Regions from separate parts of the Homo sapiens genome. Here region 2 is linked to region 1. Evidence: read pairs that join two places in POLR2A ChIA-PET (ENCODE). Cell type or tissue: OCI-LY7. All regions are shown on one strand. Each heading gives the region's core, and the rest is flanking DNA. Links, peaks and the distances in the headings are about the cores only.

What was found. ChIA-PET counts read pairs that join two places held together with the same protein. Peaks named below come from ENCODE experiments on the same cell type or tissue, not always from the same donor. Only the 100,000 strongest peaks of a DNase experiment are listed, where the experiment ranks them.
Region 2: POLR2A ChIA-PET joins it to region 1 with 5 read pairs; 3 of 35 experiments call an interaction of 5 or more read pairs at or near these places.

Annotation. Positions count from the first base shown.
Region 1 is chr14:89,533,812-89,536,725 of GRCh38, forward strand. It overlaps a transcript of FOXN3 not described here. Among named protein-coding and RNA genes, the nearest start is that of FOXN3-AS2, 41 kb to the right of the region's middle. In OCI-LY7, for the core only: no CTCF peak of the experiment used is centred there; no DNase peak of the experiment used is centred there.
Region 2 is chr14:89,588,159-89,591,072 of GRCh38, forward strand. It overlaps a transcript of FOXN3 not described here. Among named protein-coding and RNA genes, the nearest start is that of FOXN3-AS2, 13 kb to the left of the region's middle. In OCI-LY7, for the core only: no CTCF peak of the experiment used is centred there; a DNase peak (open chromatin) is centred at 1,703.

The DNA of each region.
Region 1 (2,914 bases), core at 160-2,659:
CGAGAAAAGCTCCCACTTAAGTTGAGATGTGGGGTTCTGGTGATCTGACCTATAACCAAGAATGTGGCTCTACTGTTTTCGTTCTTCTTTCTTTGGTTGCTTTTTGCTTGACTGGTTTTTGGCTTTGTTTTTTATAGCAGCAAATCAGGGTCAAGATTTTCATTCCCCAAGAAGCCTTGGTAAGTGTCACCTTGTTAATCATCCCCTTCCTGGGAATTTTGCCTGACTAGAGATGTGCTTCCCCCCCGCCACCCACTATGGAATTCAGATAGAATATAATTATACATTCTTTTTTTTTTTTTTTTTTTTTTTGAGACAGCGTCTCACTCTGTCACCCAGGCTGGAGTGCAGTGGCTCTATCTCGGCTCACTGCAACCTCTGCCTCCCGGGTTCAAGCAATTCTCCTACCTCAGCCTCCCAAGTAACTGAGATTACAGGTGCGCACCACCACACCCAGCTAGTTTTTATATTTTTGGTAGAGACGGGTTTCACCATGTTGGCCAGGCTGGTCTGGAACTGACCTCAGGTGATCCACCCACTTCAGCCTCCCAAAGTGCTGGGATTATAGGCATGAGCCAGCATGCCTGGCCCTGTGTATTCTTTTTGATAGGAAAAACTTTCAAGACTCATTTTTCGAAGAAACATTGGAATTTTACCTTTTAGCCCTTAAAGAAAGGAAGCTGTCTAACCAGCCTTAACCCAGGGCTCTGCTCCAACGTCTGCCGGTGCATGCAATCTTCCAACCTAAGTCCCTACGGCAAACTGCCCTAGCTGCAAGAAGAAAAAGAAATTAGTCACCTTCTAGGCCAGTGCTCAAATTTTGCTGTATATTAAGACTCCCCTGGGGAACCTGTAGAAATGTCCATGCCCAGGCCACATCCCAAACCAATTCAGTCAGAATTTCTGGATGTGGAATTGGGCATCAGACTTGTTCAAACTTCCCAGGTGATTCCAACGTGCATCAAGGTATGAGAACGGATGCGCTAGGCGGTGGCCTCTACCAAGTCTCCCTCTGATGCCAAGAGGCCCGTTCTATCCACTGCTCCACTCATCCTGTTTATGCCATTCTTCCTGCATCCCAGGCAGCAGAAGCTCCGGGGATATATTTCTGCCCACATCTCAGAATCTGCTCTTCTAAAACAGCTGCTTCAATTGAAGATATATTTTGTGCAAGGCTCTTCCATTTAATGAAGAATTTTTTTTCTCATTCCCTTAATATTCCTTCCCATTAAGGCATAACCTACAAACAGCAGATGAATTACACTTACGCAGTGACTATAAAGGACAGCTGTTTTATCTCAATGGAGCATTTTCTCTTTATGATTCCATTATTTTACTCTGGCATGACATGCCTAATGTTTTAAATAACGCACAGCTTTCCTTTTCTTTCCTCTTTTTTTTTTTTTAAGTTAAGGTGAAATTTCAGCTGGAAATCTACTCTAAAAGATCTTCAAGAAACAGTCCATATAAGAACACGGCAGTATTTATTTTTTATGAGCAGCTGAAGGTTGATCAAAACATTCCTCCCCAGCCACAAAATGTGTAACCCTGGCATTTTTCAGTACTATTTCTTGGCACACTGAACACAGGTCAAGACATGGAACAGCATTTTATTTGAATTATTATTCTTGAGCTTCCTGAATCTTCAAGCAGTAATACTTAAAAGACACCCATTCATGGTTAGCAGATAATGCAGCCTTTTTTTCACCCAGCAGTGACCTAGTACAGAGAAAATACAGTGAATAAACTTTTTACTAAAGAGGTGCTGTTAAGTTGTCCTTGGATTGCAACTGCCTGTGTGTGAACTTCTAGAATATTTTCCAGACTGTCTTTTCAACAAGCAGAGCTTGCTGAGTTTGCCAAACCTACTTCCTTACCTTTGTCTATTCTGTTCTTTGGCAACTCTTCTTAACAAGCCTACCCCATTCAAGATCTTTCCCCTGCTCTAATCCATCTCATTATATTCTCTACAATTTCACTTTTTACCTCTTCATAATATGGATCTTCAGAAGAACTCCCCAAAAGGATGAAGTCAGAGTCACAATTGATTTTCTGTTAACAATGGGAGGGAGATTTATGTATATGCCCATAGAAACATAAGTCGTTTGTAACACCCAGTTAGTACAAAAGAATTAGTCGTATATTCTACTCCATAAACTTGGTTCTATTCAATGATAAAAGACTATATTATTAAAGACAAAGATTAAATAGTTGTAAATAACGGCACATGTGTTTGAGCTGATCTTGAGTCTTTCCAATACATCAACACTCTGCAAAGGTCACTGGAGGCAAAATAAAGCCACCGGCAAGATGTTTTAGGTGAGGAATGAAGCACAGATGAAAAGCCTTGCCAGCACTGTGTGGTGGCTATGGACATGGGGGCTCCAAAATCTGGTAGGCCTGGTTTCAAATCCTGGCTATGCCACTAGTCCTAGCTGTGTATCCCTAGGTCAGGTTTCAGCCTCTGTAACTATCTGCATCTCTAAAATGTAAGTAATAGCAATAATGACCTTTGTGAAGCTGCTGTGAGGATTAAAGTGCTTAGAAAGTAGTGAGTACACACTAGCTATTTTAATAGCATTTCACAGATAAATGCAACCCAAAGAAACCCATAAGCAAGAGGAATAGGTATTATTTGTGTCTGTCTTCTAGATGTGAAAAGTGAGGCTTATAAAGATTAAATAAGGTCGGCGGGCGCGGTGGCTCACGCCTATAATCCCAGCACTTTGGGAGGCCGAGGCGGGCGGATCACGAGGTCAGGAGTTCAAGACCAGCCTGACCAACATGATGAAACCCCCGTCTCTACTAAAAATACAAAAATTATTGTATTGTGGTGCATGCCTGAAATCCCAGCTATTTGGGAGGCTGAGGCAGGAGAATCGCTTGAACCTGGGAGACGGAGGTTGCAGTGAGC
Region 2 (2,914 bases), core at 271-2,770, 54 kb after region 1:
TCCTCCCTCTCTCTCTTGCTCCTGCTCAGGCCATGTGACATGCCTGCTCCCCCTTTGCCTTCTGCCATGACTGTACATTTCCTGAAGCCTCCCCAGAAACCAAGCAGACGCCAGCATCATGCTTCCTGTACAGCCTACAGAACCGTGAGCCAATTAAACTTCTTTTCTTATAAATTACCCGGTCTCAGGTATTTATAGCAATGCAAGAATCACCTAATATAGGACAAAAAAAGCCCAGGAATCGTGACTTGGGTAAAGTAAAAATTCAGCAATGGGTGTTTGTCAGCTTTTCTGTTTCAGCATCCAGCAACTTAACAACCATCAACACCGCCCGATAGCACCAAGATAAAGGACAATTCAGGGAGTGCTCTAGGCTAACATCATGTTACGTAGAGAGCTCACTAATGGCCAGGTTAAATTCAGGAACAGGTCAGACAACCAGCAATCCTCCACAGATATCACCATGCCCAACCAAATACTGGAAAGGTGTTGGGTAGCAGTATATTTGTGGTTAAACTCCTGGTCAGTACCTGGATGGTAGCTCTCCTATATAGCTAGTTAAGTATGAAGATATGTGATTTAAGACATAGCAGGGGTAGGGCTGCTGTCTTCATGAAGAAGGATTTGGCAAAGATGGAAACCCAAGGCGTTAGATACCCAGGGGCAAAGCCAACGCTCCTCTGAAAAACAATGATTTTGGGACACTTTAATACCCAGACAACTGGGCCATCTAGTTCCCATGACTGAAATACTTCTAGCCTGGAATTTTGTGAAACCTAATCAAACACACATCTTTTAAAGGGTGTACAATGTCTAGCTTCTCACCATGCAACTTCTTAGTGTGCCCTCAAAGATTAACTAGTTGCAAAACATATGCCACAAATCTAGTGACTTGCTGTATGGTATTATTAACTATAAACCAAGTCAAGGTCGGGAAACATCTACCAAAAAAAAATTAAATATTTGAACTGCAGTCATTTTTTTTTCTGATAATAATTAACCAGCACAGCTGTTTACCATGTGCACTCCCAGATCATGAGACCAAAACACTCTTGCCCTTGTATGAGATGATGTGTTTTCCTAATATCTAGAAAAGACACACCCTTCTCTCCAGACCACTACCCAGACTTACAAAAGCATTTCAGATTTACCTACAGGTGTGAGTCACTTAAAAACACAATAAACTTGTCAGAACCTTTAATAACTTCCACAAAATCAAATCATTGATAAAAGTCAAATCAGTCTCATTTTGAAAAATCTCAAGATGGCAGAAGGCACCACCAGTTCCTTGAGCCTGGTCGTGGTAGTCCTCACAATTTGAGAATCCCACAGCCCATGCCAGGCCTCAGAAACATTTCCTATTCCCTGCTTCGACTGCATAAGGGGAAGAAGAAGAAAAAGCACACCCAGCCGAGGTCTATAGGCGAACAGTTGCGGCCGCACCATGCAGCATGAATCTGAAATGCTGTGAAGGCAGCCCAGGACTGGAAGTTGGATGCTTTCTACCCTGAAACCACCTAGCAACAGTCAAGATGCAGCTTCTTAAAATCAGCCATGAGAATGAATTGGGGGCGGGGGGGCGGGGGGTGCCTATTCCTAGTGATTTTTATTTTCCATAATAAGCAAATTCTGAGAAGGGCTGTGTGGTTGTATTCACATCACAAAGCTCCAAAGGCTATTTTAAGAGCACCCTGTTTCTGCTTAGGAGAGGAAGAGAAACTCAGCCCCTTCAGGCACCTCAGAGCTGTCCCAACTTCCCCTCCTGACTCCTCCTTTCTGAACAGTTTGGAAACAAGGCAGCTTGGCCAAAGAGGGCAGCAGTGCTTGGCACAGGGGAGGGACTGATGCCGGGCAGGCCCCAGGTTTCCTGGGCATCTAAGCAGCCGAAAGGAGAAGGAACCTACTAAGAGTTGGATATGGCACCAAGTCGATGTTACCATTTGAATCTACCCACCTGCCAATGACACACAATAGAGAACATTTTTTTTTTAAGCTCAAAAATGGAAAAAGGGCAGAGTATTTCAATGATTATGGAGATGGGCAAACCAATCAATGAATGATTCTTAAGCCTTCATGTTTGCCCTGTAAGCAAACTGAAGACGTGCAAGTCATCCTTTTGGCCCTGGGAGAGTTAACGTTAACCCACAGGGACAATGAGAAAGGGAGAGGAGACCCAGCAGATGAGAAAGATGGAGTAATTTCTGGAAGACTGAGGGTATATGGAAGAGTGACAGATGAACTCAGGCAGAAGGAGGAAAGCTGACACTCAAAAATTCCGGCAGAGGGGAGAACGGAGCAGAATCAAATGCATTCACCCCACTGAATCCTAAGAAGGCTCAGGAATCAGAGGCATCAGATACGGAGAAAGTGGGGATGACGTGTGGGAATTTAGTTAGACTAGTTGGGGCTCAGGAAACAATACAACAAAGTGGATGCTTCAGAAGTAGCCCCAGAAGCAAAGTCCCTCTCTGACTTTCTCCTGCTCTCCTGTCTCTCACCCCCTCATTTGCCCTCGAGGCAAGCCATAGAAACTAGAATTCCTCTTCCCCAAAGAAGGACATAGAAACCAGAACCCCTCTCCCCGAGAGTCAGCCGTAAAACCTAGAAATACATCTCTAACCTTCCCCTCCATCCCCACCTTTCTGTGCAAGAAATTCTCTGATTTACCTTGTCTGATAGTAGGTCATAAGACCCTCATTCCAGGGGAGGTCTACCCCCTACCTGGAGTGAAAGAATGCCACTCAGAGAGGCCAGGAAGAATCTGAACGGTCAGGCCTTGCTGGGGTCATTCTCTCCTTGTCCAATCACCGCTCTACACAACTATCCATTATGCATCAAACCTAAGCATAAAAATGGATAGCTTTCTCTGTATCTTTAGGTCTTCATTCCAAAGGCTCTTGTGTCACATAAGGCT